4 separate regions of the Homo sapiens genome follow, and regions 1, 2 and 4 are each linked to region 3. A link is a contact called in ENCODE Hi-C or POLR2A ChIA-PET data. All regions are on one chromosome and are shown on one strand. Each heading gives the region's core, a stretch centred on a gene start or an enhancer-like site at or near the end of the contact. The rest is flanking DNA. Distances are from core to core; before and after follow the strand shown. Region 1 overlaps LRRC28 (leucine rich repeat containing 28). Region 2 overlaps LRRC28 (leucine rich repeat containing 28). Region 3 holds the start of MEF2A (myocyte enhancer factor 2A). Region 4 holds the start of LINC03080 (long intergenic non-protein coding RNA 3080).

Region 1 (3,078 bases), core at 140-2,639, 220 kb before region 3:
GTGTAGGAACTGTGTGTCTTCATGTTTGGACCCCAAGCATTGAGCACAGTGCCCAGCCCATTCCTTGTGATCTTTTTGTTACCTGAACTGTGCAAGAGAAATAGAGATTCTGCAGCATGAATATTTAAACCCACAGCAAAGGAAGCCTGCAGTCATTCAAATTCATTAAAATCTATTTATTTTAATTTAACAGTTGATGATCTACCATGTGTAAAGTTATCTTATTAAATTATAATTCACTGTGAAGTCTTATTTTGTAAAAGGTGAATAGAAAGACAGTGACTTTGTAAGAGAGTTAATGGAGTCTGTGTGTTTGTGTGTATTTAAAGAAGCTAGCACTTAAAAATTTATTACTCTGAGAAAGTGGTTGAAGGGTTCTCTTTGTAAAAAGCATCATGTAGGTAATTTAAATTCATTTTAAGAATTATTTTGGAATACACTGTAAATTATTCTGAATTTATTACTAAGAAGCCCACATTTTATAGTATTTAAAGCATTGTAATTATGACTAATAATATCTCTGATTTATTGAACTATGATAATTGGTTTAACATTGATAGAGCATTCCAAATAATTTATTTTGATTGATTGCTTTGATGTTGTTGTTTCTTTTGCCCCATCATTTTGTTGATGAGAATATACCATTCACCTTTTGATAAAATAAATGAATTTCATACTGGTCAGCATGAAGTAAACACAGATCCTGTTCTGTCCTCTCCTGTGCTGTCATTCCATGCTTGCTTTTACAGTATGGTTAAAAGGGCAGTAGCCTGAATACACAGGAGCTTTTTGTTCCATTTTCAGCCATGTGGACTGTGTATGCCAGAGCCTTGAGGTTATAAGCAAACAAACAAACAGAATTGGAGCTTGTGCAGGACTCCTAGATTTTGCTAATTTCTAAGTCAGAAACTTTGATCTGTGAGTTTGGAAGAAAAAAAGGAAATATTTTGGACACAATACAGTACTTTAAAAAGCCACATGAAAAAGTTCTTTGTGGCTGTAGCATCTGTACGACGGACAGCTTCCTTGCGTTATAGATTTTACATACTGAGCAATTTTGCACAGGAACTTTAAAAATATTATTGCGTGATGTATCTATTGTAAGGTATCGGTGCATTAATAGTAATTAAAGGAAGAAAACAAACCGCCCCAGTGGTTAGTACACGAGTGATCTCTTCCAAAGTTAATTATTGAGTGAAGGGTTTTTTATCTTAAGAATATAAGAAACATCTCAAAGCCTTTTCATGAAGTACACGTTCGTATTTCAGCCTCATAATGATTACGAATGCCATTCCATTGTGCTTGGGGGTTTTTGCCAGCCGACTGCCTTCTGGCCAGGTTCACGCTCTCAAGAGGCCATCACAGCATCGCCTTTACAGCCTGTGACCTTGCCCGGCGCTGCGGTGTCCTGGCCTCCCCACCAGGCTGTGCTGTGCCAACTAAAACAGCAGAGCTGCCTGGTTCTCTTCATCATCCTGCTGGTTCTCTTCATCATCCCACACTGTTTTGTGATCTCCTCTTTGTATTCAGAAGCAAGAGGTAAAAGACTAAGATGTATCGAGTACCAATTATTTTGCCAGGAATAAAGCTGGGCACTATATACGTTGTTTAATCTTCATAACAGGTCTGTGAGAAAGGTACTCTTATCCCCTTGTTGCACTGGAGGAAGCAGGCTCAGAACATTTCATTTCCCTTCATGTCAGGAAGCAGTTAGTAAGTGAGGAAGCAGGATTCAGACTCAGTTCTGACTCCATCACCCACTGCATTGTCTAATTTCAGTACTGCCACTCCCCACTCTATATCAGATTGTGTATTTGGAAAGTTTAAGTGTCTGTATTACATACTCATGTCCATGAGGCATTATGCTGGCTAATGTATAATACATCTGAACAGAGCAGATACTGATTTTCTTTCAGCTTTAACATAAAATAGTCTATTTCATGGTGGGCATATATAAAAAACTACCTTCCTCAGAATAGCCAGGAGGTGCAAACTGAATTATGTGGAATATTGAAAAGCTAAGACAAGATCTGAACCTAATAGCATTTTTAAATTATCAACTCATTTTTTCCTATAAAATTAACATAGGGAAAGAAGACTAAACTATGTAAGAAGTAGCAAGTGTCAGCTCTTATTTAACTGTATTGTATGATCTTTGCATGTCACCTCATTTAATTTGCATAAGCTCTTTTTGCAGTATAGAGAAAAGAGGTGCTTCCTCTGTCATGTCCCATTTTGTGCCCTTGGTTTGAGGGGATGAATCATTGTCTCTAGAGGCCGCTGCCTCCAACTCTTCTCTGTGCAATTAAAGTATAGAAAAGTGTTACTACCATTTGCTGCATGCCAAAGAGAATTCTCTCTTAACTGGCCTTCTTCTACTGTAGGCCGTACTTCCAAATATGTCACTTACTAATAATGAGAACAGTAACTGCCATATATTGGAGAAGGTTATGTGCCAAGAATGCTATTTGATAATTTGTAAACCTTGTTAGCAATTCTCACTAAACCTGAGGACAGCTTTATTTTCCCCATTATACAGATGAGGAAACTAAGCCGCACATTTAGTAAATAGAACAAGGATTCAAACCCCAGTTGTCGGACTCCAAGACTGTGCTCCTGCTCTCTTAACTAGTATGCCACACCCCTTACCATTGCATATACCCAGGTAAAGAGTATTTTCTGCTTTCTGTGAGCCCCCTAGGGGCTCTGAAAGACAAATCTGAGACCAGAGATCATTTGCATTTTATCAACGCAGTTTTATTTTGAAAAAATATTCCAAAGTGTTCTATGTACCTTTGAAGTCTTCTATTTGTGGCTATAGGACTTGTTGAGCACCTTTTCATCTACCTGTTGGCCTTTCATATATGTTCTTTGGAAAAATGTCTGTTTAGATGCTTTGCCCATATTTCAATCGATTGTTTTTCTTCTATTGAGTTGTAAGAGTTCTTTATGTATACCAGAGAAGTAGTGAAGAAATTTAAAATAGGAAATCTTAGTGCCTTGTTGAGGCCTTTTTTATGCAAGTGGATTCTGGTATTTATAGTTTTCCCATCTATATTTTATAAATGTATTGCCTTT
Region 2 (2,906 bases), core at 334-2,833, 240 kb before region 3:
AATAAGTGATTAAAAGATTTTAAAAGGTATACTTTCTTACCTGGAAAATTATCTTCAGACCCCCATTAGGGTCCAGATACCATTTTACAGCATATTAATCACATTCTAGTTTATTCTTTCAGCAAGGAGATAATGGTGCCTCCTGTGTTCCAGGCACAGAGCTAAGGCATGTTGTTGCAAAGGTGGGCAAGACAATCCCTGCCCTTTAAAAGGTCATGTCCTGGGGCAAAGCAAGCAAGAGCCAAATAAACAGCTAAGTTACTATTCAACTTTGTGGAAAGAACCAGGCTACTGAGTTAGCTTGGGTAGATGGTGGCTAGCAGAGGCTTTGACCACTTTGTTGATGCTGCTGATTTTTCTGTGGTATTTCTGTATTTAATTTCTGTTCTTTTCTATCATCCAGTAATTTCTCACAATTTCTGGTCCATGATGCCTGCCAGTATCTTTTTTTACTGCTTTTGTAGATTCTCTTTCCCACCTTTTAAAATAATGTACACTCAGAAACATCTCAGAACAGAAGCATCAAAGTTTATTTGTATTATTAAGCATAATTTACCACAGTTTGATTTTGGCTCCCTGGTCTGTGAGCATGATTCACCCCACGTGTAGAGACCAGGTCCTTTCTAGCTAGGCTGCTTATTTGCAGTGACCAGTCTGGGTTTAAAAATATAAGTACAATAATTTGGTGTTAAAGGATTTTAATCCTCATATCAGAGAGTCAGGTTAAACTCCTTCTTAGGAAGATATGAATTCTGCTTTTTAAAAAATGATTTTAGACTATATCTAGGATTCGATCCCAATTGTTACAAGGAATGTCTAAGAGGTTGCGTTGTTTGATAATTGCAGTTAACTTAAGTGTGTGGGACATCCTGAATGCTGTTCTTAGCCTTAAAAATGGACTAATATTTCAAGTGAATCTGAATTGCTTTTAATTTTTTTAATTGTCCAAGGAAGATAGTGCTTCACAGTTTCTGAAAGTCATCTATCTCCCAATAAAGAGCCCTTTTCTCTGTGTTAGAGTTAACAAACATGTTTGTGTTTGCAGTTATTTTGATAATAAAAAACTTCATCAATTACAGAAGTATTTATATTGAGTTTACATTTGGAATATTTTGTAGTATGAACTGAAAAATTAGAAGTAAATACTAACTTTTCTGTTATTGTTATTGAATTATATGGGATATTTTAATCACTATTAATCTCCTGAGTTAGGTGTTACTCTTTTTTCTTTAACAGCAATTCGATGATCTAAATAGTTGAGTAAATAACCCAAAGTTGCATGGCCAATAAGTAACAGGATTATGGTTTGAACCTATTTGTACGTACCAGAGTATGTGTATTCCACAGCTCAAGAGAAAGAAAATGGATATAAAAAGGAAGACTTACTGTACACCAAATGGAATTTGGCATTGAAATGTTGTCTTTTATTTATTTGTACAGTAGTCCCCTATTATCTGTGGGAGTATGTTCCAAGACCCCCCGTGGGTGCCTAAAACCTCAAATAGCACTCAACCTTATATCCACTACGTTTTCTGGAGCTAATACCCTAAATGACTAAGTGACTAATGGGCGAGGAGGGTAGACAGGGCGGGTACACTGGACTAAGGGCTGATTCATACAATGAGGTTTCATCATGCTGCTCAAAATGGCATGAAATTTAAAACTTACGGACGGTTAATTTTTGGAATTTTCCATTTAATATTTTCAGACTGCAGTTGACTGTGGGTAACTGAAACCTCAGAAAGCTAAACCGCGGATAAAGGGGGATTTCTGTATGTTCTCAACCCAGTGTGCTCTGGAGCTCAACTTAGAGCTATTTTTAGTGGTACCGGAAAAAGCAAGTGCTTAAAAATATCAAGTCTGTCATTGACTCTCTGTGGTCACTAGCTTGGTGTGGAGTGGGTGGCTTCCTTCCCATTCCCATTTAAATTTTAGGTTAGGTCATTGTGCATCAGCACAGAACTATGATTTAAAGGGGACTTACTGTGTTTTTCTTTTGAAATTGACACCATAATGTTATTTTTGTGCCTAATCTAAGTAATTACTATGTGGCAATAATAAAATCATTTTCAGAATACTCTATAAGTAGCTGAAAAGTTTCAAGGTATTGTGTATTTAGCACAAAAGTAAACAATGCAAACAACTGTAAAGTTAGAGACACTAAGGAAATAAGGTGTACAGACTTATGTTTGCTCCCAGGGAAGGGGTAGAAAGGATTGGGAGTGGTGTGAAAAGAGTAGGATTCTACCAGGATTCCAAAAAGAATGCATTGTAACTCTGTGTCAGGAATACAACATTAATTTCAGCATGACACAGCAATAAATATTTAAAATCAGTCTGTCAATTTCTACCAAAAAAAGCCTCCTGGGATTTTGATAGGGATTGTGTTGAATCTGCAGATCAGTTTGGGGAGTGTGCCATCTCACCAGTGTTGTCTTCAAATCTATAAACATGAAATATCGTTCTGTTTATTTAGATCTTCTTTAATTTCTCTCAACGGTATTTTGCAGTTTGTAGCATATAAGTTTTGTACTACTTTTGTTCAGTTTATTACCAAGTATATAATTTTTTTTGGTGCTGTTGTGAATGGAATTATTTTCTTAATTTAATTTTGGAATTGTTTTTTCCTGATGTATAGAAATGCAATTGATTTTCTAATATTGATCTTGTATCTAGCAACCCTTTAAAACTTGTTTATTAGTTCTAAGAGTTTTTGTGGATCCCTTAATTAGTATTTTCTACTAAGGATCATTTTATCTGTAAATAAAGTTTTACTTCTTCTCTTCCATTCTTGATGCTTTTTGTTTGTTCAGTTTTTGCCTTCCGGCCTTTGCTAGAATCTCCAGTATATTGTTGGGTACCAATGGAAACACTCAGCCTCCTTGCCTTGTAGGCACAAGGGGGAT
Region 3 (3,138 bases), core at 494-2,993:
GCATGCATTTCCACATGACTTGCTGATTTACACCACATTTTGACATGTTTTAAAAACCTCCCTGCAGTTCCTTTTGCTGGCTCCCCTGAACACTGGTGTTGTGGAGCTCTGAGCAGAGCTCCAGGTTTATTTTCTGGCGTCTGCTGTCTATGTGCCGCCTTTGTTTTGGGCTCTCCCCAGCACATTGCCCCGTTGTCCTTGAGGGAGGAAGCCAGCCAGTCTCTGGCTTCCTTTGTAACTTCCCAGTTCCTCCACTCACAGCCTCTGCTCATCTGCTCACCCACCCCAACCACTTTGTTTTAAGTGCTGCGGGATTGAATTTCTCATCTTCAAATGCAAACAACCATTTGGCTTCGTGTCCATTACACAGGCACCTCTGGGGGCACATGCAGGCACTGTGGCCCCGAAAAACTCTTCAGAGGTGAGCGGCTTTCAGGATGAGAGGGCCAACAATGGCTCATCTCCTAAAGACCTCGATAAACATAATCAGTAGCCCCAGAAAACACAACAGCTGTCCCAAGCCTATCCCCTTTGCACCTATCTCAGAAAAGGCAACATGCAGAGTGGTCAGGAGTTCAAGTCCTCAGGGCCCTACTCTGAAGCTGTGACCCTGACAGGTCACTTTAGCGCTCAGCTTCCCTTTCCTCATCTGTAAAATGGGAATAGAAACTGAATCTGCTTCATGGGGCCTTGTAAGTATTACATAAGCTGTCATATGCAAAATGTCCATCACATAGTTCACCGCCCCAGGCATCCTAGAAACTATTAAGTCACGATAAGGAGGTTGCTACTGTCCTGGGACCTGGGGAGCTCGGCTGTCCAGTCCGAAAGGGCCTTCTCGCCCTCGAGACCCCTTCAAGTCCCTTTCTCTCCGGGCCCGGGTCCCAGAGTCCCCTTGTGCTTGCTCCTGAGGGTGACCTGCCCGTGCCCCGGGGCGAGCACAGGTGCGGCCCTGGCCACAATGCGGGCGTGGCGAGCCGACACCCGGGGAGGCCAAGGGCGCCTCGAGGGAGGGAGGGAGGAGGCTGACCCGGGCGTCCCGAAGGACCCGCCCGGCCCCGGACTCCGGGCGGCAGCCGGCCTCGCGCCCCGCCCCCGCCCCGGGAGCCCCGCCCAGTCCCGTCGCGCCGCGCCGCCCCACCGCCCGGGTTGGCTGCCCTGGAGGCCACGCGCGGCGATTTGCCACGCGCCGCGTCACCGGGCCGCTCCCGGCCTGGGCTCCCGGGGGCTGGTCAGGGAGGTGGCGGCGGCTGAGCGGCGGAGCGGGGGCGGCAGGGCGCGACGCCGCCGGGCCGCCCCGCCCTGGGAGGCGCCCGGGCCCTCATCAAGTGACCAGTATCCCTTCCAGGGGAACACGGTCCTTCAGAGGAAAGCGAGCTCCAACCCGCGGCCCCGGCGCCAAGCCGCCGTCATCTTCTTCCTGTGCCAGGTGATCGTCTCCTCACCCACCCGGAAAAACATAGTCCGCCCCCACGTCCTTGTGGAATAGCGCCCGCTTCCAAGCACCGTGACTCTCTTTGCCCTACCCTTGTCTTTCCCATTCCAATTACTCTAGAACCCACCGAGAGGATAATTCAGTCCTGAAAAGAAACTGATGGGGAGAAGCGAGGAAGGGAACCCAGGAGGGAGGGGAGGCAGGGCTGCGGAGGGACACCGAGGCGGCGGAGGTAGTGCGCACGCGCAGCACAGAACGAGTTCCGGTCTGGCCGAGGCTTGTCTCCTAAAAATAGCCCCGGTGTGGGGATCCGTGCGCGGATGTCCCGGCGAGTCCCGGGCTGAAAGAGGCGGCTCCGGGCGGCGCGAAGCGCTGGTGGCGGGCCCGGGCTGCGGCGTGTGCGCGCCCGCCAGCTGCTCCGGAGATACGGTGAGGGCCGCGGGCAGCGGGGCTCAGTCCGCGACGCCGGTAGTGCTGGAGGGGGGCGGCGTCTCGCTTAGGGGACCGAGTAGGGGTTGGGGTGGAGGTGCTGGGGCGGGGGACGGCGCGGCCGAGAGGGTCGCCCGGGGGGCTCCGGGGACCCCTGGACGAGGCCGTGTCCGGCTTGGAGGGGGCCAGGGTCGCGTTCGCGCATTGGCGGGGCGGGTAGGGTGCTGGGAGGCGGGTAGGGTGCTGGGAGGCGGCGAGGGGTGGTCGGGTCGGGGTCGGCGCTGAGGAGCTAGGCGCCCGGGGAGGTGGGGGCGGGGTGCCCTGAGGGCGGGCCGGTGGGGCTGGATGGGGCTCGGCTGGGCGGGCCGAGGGGAGCTCAGTCGCGCGGGCTGGTGGCGAGCAGCCTCCCCGGGCGCGCACCCCTTGGGGCCGGGGGGCGGTGGTGGACGTCGCCTCCTTGAAAGTTGAAGGAGTTCTCGGGAGACCCCGGAGAAGGTGCGCTCTGAGGGCCCTTTCCTTCCCCTTTTCCCTCCAAGCCCGGGGGTCTCCCCGAAGGGATTAGCCCCAAGTGCGGGGGGCCTTCTGCCCTGTTGGACTTGAAGAAGTTCCCCCACTTCTGCTTTGGGAGAAGATTGGTCTAACGGGGTGGAACGCTTAGGTACGAATTCTGTGAGTGTGTAGATGTCAGTGGCGGGGTCGGTGTTTGGGGCGGACACCTGCGGTTGCGGACGCCCGATCGTGCGGGGAGACGTCGCGGGGACAGAGGGGCTGCACAGGGAACCGCTGGCTGAACCCCTGCCATCCGGCTAGATCCCAGCTCGCAGAAAATATTTTTTGTGTTAGAAACTTTGCTTTTTGGCTCGATTTCATGCCTTTGAGCTGTGAGGGTTAAAGTAAGTGAGATAGTGCAAACAAGTTTGGAAAAGGTGAGCAATCCTGAATAAGAAAACAGTTTTTCTTTAAAAGTGTAACTATAGAATTGTTGCTCACATCCGAAATAGATTCCGGAGCTGTGAAGCGAGCCTCCTGTTATGGTCCAGCAGGGAACCGTGTGTAGCTTGAATATAACATAGTGTTAACCTGCGTTTTAGTTTACAGTGAGATTGGGATTCCAATAAATGCCCTATTAGAAAGGCCTGCTGTGATGTGTTAACAATAGCATATGTATTTTTAAACAAACATTGTCTTAACATTTTTTCGGGTTTTTAGCACAGTATGTTTCCCATGTGTCTTGTATCATCTATTACTATATGAAGAGGAGGTTCTCTAAAGCT
Region 4 (3,106 bases), core at 300-2,799, 130 kb before region 3:
GCCCTGGAGCCACATTGGGGCAGGGCCTGGGGAAGGGGGACACCCCCTGTGGAACAGCACGGACAAGGGGCCATTGCCAAGTCACAGCCAGGTTTAACCCCTAGGATTCCAGTTAAAATGGAAAATTTGGACTCAATCTGCCTCTCCCCGCTGAGCAGAACCTGGGGGGGCTCCAGCCTGTGGGCTCTGGGGGTTTCTTGGTAACTTCTCCTACGGCAGGGATGCCACAGAGCTTCGAGGGCAGATGCCACGTGTGGCTGCTCCTGTTGGCTGGAGGGGACAGGAACCTGTGACAGTGTCCTCTTTCTTCCCCAAGAGCAGAGCCGAGGACCAGGAGGTGCCACAACACCAAGGGGACAGGCCCCGCAGAACGCTGTGGGGAGGAAGACATGACGCGACAGCCTCAAAGCACCCGGCAGAGCTCTCGCCTCCTTCCCTGTGATTGCCAGTGTCCAGATGCGCAGTCGGTCAGCCCTGGGACTGCCCGAGTGTTGCCTGCACTCGGCAGCCGTGACCCAGAGCTCAGCTACGCAGCACAGGAAAAACAGGGCTGTCGTGGAGGAATTTGTGTTCTCATCACACATTCAGAAATTAATTTTTTTTAAGAACTTATACTTTTGGGCTCTTATAAACAATCCGTCTTCTAAAAGTCCGCCTGGGACAGGCTGGATAGCCTCATGGCCACCTATTTAAGTAAACTCCCCATCTCCATCATCACCCAGGCTCCTCTCTGCTCCTGCTTCCTTTTTTCTCCTAGCTTGCATTGTCAGTAACACAGTCCGGATTTGACTTATTTACCTTGTTGTCGTCTCTTCCTACCCTGACTCCCAGTAGAACAGAAGCTCGAGGAGGCGTGATGTTGCCTGTTGTTTACTCTGTATCCTCAGAACTTGAACTGTGCCTGACATGCCATAGGCACTCGATAAATGTTTCTGGAATGAACAAAAAGGATGCTTTCTTCAGAACACGGTGACGCTTTCCCAGCAGGGCTGGAAGGGCGGACGCTGGCATCCCCGTCGCTCCTAGAAGCCCCCCTGACAGGGTCTGCCCTGGGCTAGAAGCCGGTGCACCTCCCTTTCGGGTCCTTACCACAACCTGGGACATCTTGAGACTGGACCCCTAGATTGGTGGCAGGACCTGCTCCGAGCTGCCCAGCGAGACCTGGGCAAGCCGCCCCCACCAGCCCGGGGCTCCCGACCTCCTCTGTGCTCGTCCCTGCGCCCTCACGCCTCACCTGGGAGCTGATGAGACACACAAAAGCTCCAGCCCCACCCCGGACCTGCAGGGACCAGGGGATGCATTTGAACCAGGGATCCAGGTCAAACAAGTGCACATTGCAGTTTCCCATGCAATGCCCTGCCCACAAACGCCCCCTTCTCCCAAGCAAAGTGGAGGGCTTTGCTGAAGCCATCTCGATTCTTCCTCCCTGCAGCTACTAAAACACGCAGCGCTGGCAGCTGAGGGGCGCGGGCCTTAGCATTACCGCAGAAACTGTGAAGGGCAAACCTGGTAATTAGCCGGGGAGAGTGGGGAGGTGAGGCAGGCACAATGGGAAGGCGGGGAACGGCAGCTGTAATTGCAGGGTGTGCCAGCCCTGGGGACGCGCAGGGGGAGGGCATTAAGACGTGGAGGCAACCACCTATGTGTGAGCTCCCGTCGGGTGGGGGCCCACAGGGGCCGGCAAGGGAGGAGCGGGGTGACAGGATGCGAGGGAGATGTGAGTCCAGCCACCTCGAGCCTGAACGCAGCCTGCCCAGGTGTGCAGGCGGAGCCTCCCTCACTGTCCCCACCCTCGCTGGGTGACACCCAAGGGACGCTGCCCCAGGCTTCTTGGCCACTGGAGGGTGAGGCTTCCTGGAAGCTGTTTCCCTGTTTGCTGCATCTGAATTGGATCCAGAGAGTTCTAAGTCGTCAGAGTGAATTTCACACTGAGGCTCCCTGGCACCCTGGGGCTTCATGGCAGGGTGTGGAGGCAGCTTGCAGGGCAAAGAGGAGGCCAACCTGGTGGGCTTCCTGCCCCTGGCCTGACCCCTCCATCCCACACACCCTGACTTCAGCCAGGCAGCGCTGCTTCTGTTTTATATTGAAATTTCTGAATGAGATTTCATTTCAGGAATGAGGTCTCGTTACTTTAAAAAAGAGAGCAAGAAAGGAATTGATTCATCTGCTGTCTCATTTTATAGATGAGGAGGGAAGCAGCGTGCCCAGAGATACTTGGGTAAGAAGAGGCAAGTTCCGTTCTCCTTCTACTTCCTGGCTCCAGAGAAGGAAATGGCACATTTAGGGAGGACTCTGTCTCCTTGGGCAGATTCCCAGATTCCAGGGCATTTTTATTGTCCTAGAAAAATGATGCGGAAGCTGAGAATCAGGATACTTCGCTCCCTAGAAGACACACAGAGGTTTGAGAGGGAGCTGGGCTTGGCACCCAGGTTTGTGGGGAGCATTGGACCATTTGGAGTCCAGGGTGACATCACCCCACCCCTGCCAGCCCCTTCTGCTCTATCCTCAGCTCCGCTTTGTCCACTGCCAATCAGTCATTGCAGGGACAGGCGTCGTGCAGGGGGTGGAGCCCCCAGCAGCCCCAATGCTGCCCTCCTTGGCCCCAGAGTCCAGCAAGACTGGGCACAAAAGCATATTTGATTTCACCCATGGGAGGGCTTCAAAGGAAAGGGAAACCAGTTGGGGCCAGAAAGGGCTGAAACCTCCTGAGAGCTGCCACTCCCTCCTGCCCCCTGCCCCTGGGACCCCTACACCATCTCAAGCCCGTGAGATCTGATCCTCCCCTCATGTTCCATGATGAGACCCACTGCATCCCAGGCGCCTCCCCCGAACCCTCAGCCACCAGGCATGCTGACTTCTTTCACTCCCCCTCCCCGGCCAGGGCAGGTGCCCCCCGACCCTCCACAGAGGACCCAGTTCTGCCTGCAGAGAGATTCTCCTGCGCAAGCCCCACATTCGCTCTCCTGCGCCCGTGGGGGGCCCTGACAGCCCCTCTGTGGGGTGTGGACCTGGGTAGGAGGAGCCCCTGATGCTAATCTGAGTGTGACCTCGAGGTGACGGAACTTTTCTGGTTCTCCCTTTCCTCACACGTAAAACCAGAAGACGG

Evidence for each region. Hi-C counts contacts between places; a loop is a spot of excess contacts on that map. ChIA-PET counts read pairs that join two places held with the same protein, here RNA polymerase II (POLR2A). Pooled maps may share reads with other maps.
Region 1: a loop to region 3 is called in a map of endothelial cell of umbilical vein, with 4 times the contacts of the local background. The contact joins the enhancer-like site here to the promoter of MEF2A in region 3. A Hi-C loop is called at or near these places in 3 of 168 maps with a recorded cell type or tissue (CD8-positive, alpha-beta T cell, endothelial cell of umbilical vein and naive thymus-derived CD4-positive, alpha-beta T cell), 3 of 37 single-sample maps with no recorded cell type and 13 of 50 pooled maps. POLR2A ChIA-PET finds 5 or more read pairs at or near these places in 3 of 52 experiments (CD4-positive, alpha-beta T cell, activated B cell and activated CD4-positive, alpha-beta T cell).
Region 2: a map of chondrocyte shows a loop between it and region 3 (4-fold over the local background). The contact joins the enhancer-like site here to the promoter of MEF2A in region 3. A Hi-C loop is called at or near these places in 1 of 168 maps with a recorded cell type or tissue (chondrocyte) and 6 of 50 pooled maps. POLR2A ChIA-PET finds 5 or more read pairs at or near these places in 5 of 52 experiments (AG04449, CD8-positive, alpha-beta T cell, MCF 10A and 2 more).
Region 4: a map of PC-9 shows a loop between it and region 3 (4-fold over the local background). The contact joins the promoter of LINC03080 here to the promoter of MEF2A in region 3. A Hi-C loop is called at or near these places in 30 of 168 maps with a recorded cell type or tissue (CD14-positive monocyte, CD4-positive, alpha-beta T cell, CD4-positive, alpha-beta memory T cell and 18 more), 2 of 37 single-sample maps with no recorded cell type and 27 of 50 pooled maps. POLR2A ChIA-PET finds 5 or more read pairs at or near these places in 12 of 52 experiments (AG04450, CD4-positive, alpha-beta T cell, CD4-positive, alpha-beta memory T cell and 9 more).

What each region holds. Positions count from the first base shown.
Region 1 is chr15:99,342,601-99,345,678 of GRCh38, forward strand. All of the region lies in intron 6 of LRRC28 (leucine rich repeat containing 28), which reads left to right. Among named protein-coding and RNA genes, the nearest start is that of LINC02244, 58 kb to the right of the region's middle. Within about 2 kb of position 1,390, at least 4 of the 41 ENCODE cell types and tissues checked have a DNase peak (open chromatin) inside an H3K27ac peak, as active enhancers do; they include endothelial cell of umbilical vein, where a contact is called at or near this core.
Region 2 is chr15:99,322,613-99,325,518 of GRCh38, forward strand. The region is part of intron 5 of LRRC28 (leucine rich repeat containing 28); the gene reads left to right. Among named protein-coding and RNA genes, the nearest start is that of LRRC28, 73 kb to the left of the region's middle. Within about 2 kb of position 1,584, at least 8 of the 41 ENCODE cell types and tissues checked have a DNase peak (open chromatin) inside an H3K27ac peak, as active enhancers do.
Region 3 is chr15:99,564,241-99,567,378 of GRCh38, forward strand. MEF2A (myocyte enhancer factor 2A) reads left to right here and starts at 1,744. Exons shown (of 12, transcript NM_001319206.4): 1 at 1,744-1,864. RefSeq lists silencers at 915-1,354, 2,195-2,244 and enhancers at 1,066-2,041, 2,042-3,015.
Region 4 is chr15:99,433,662-99,436,767 of GRCh38, forward strand. LINC03080 (long intergenic non-protein coding RNA 3080) reads right to left here and starts at 1,550. Exons shown (of 2, transcript XR_007064775.1): 1 at 1,507-1,550; 2 at 1-932. RefSeq lists an enhancer at 1-713.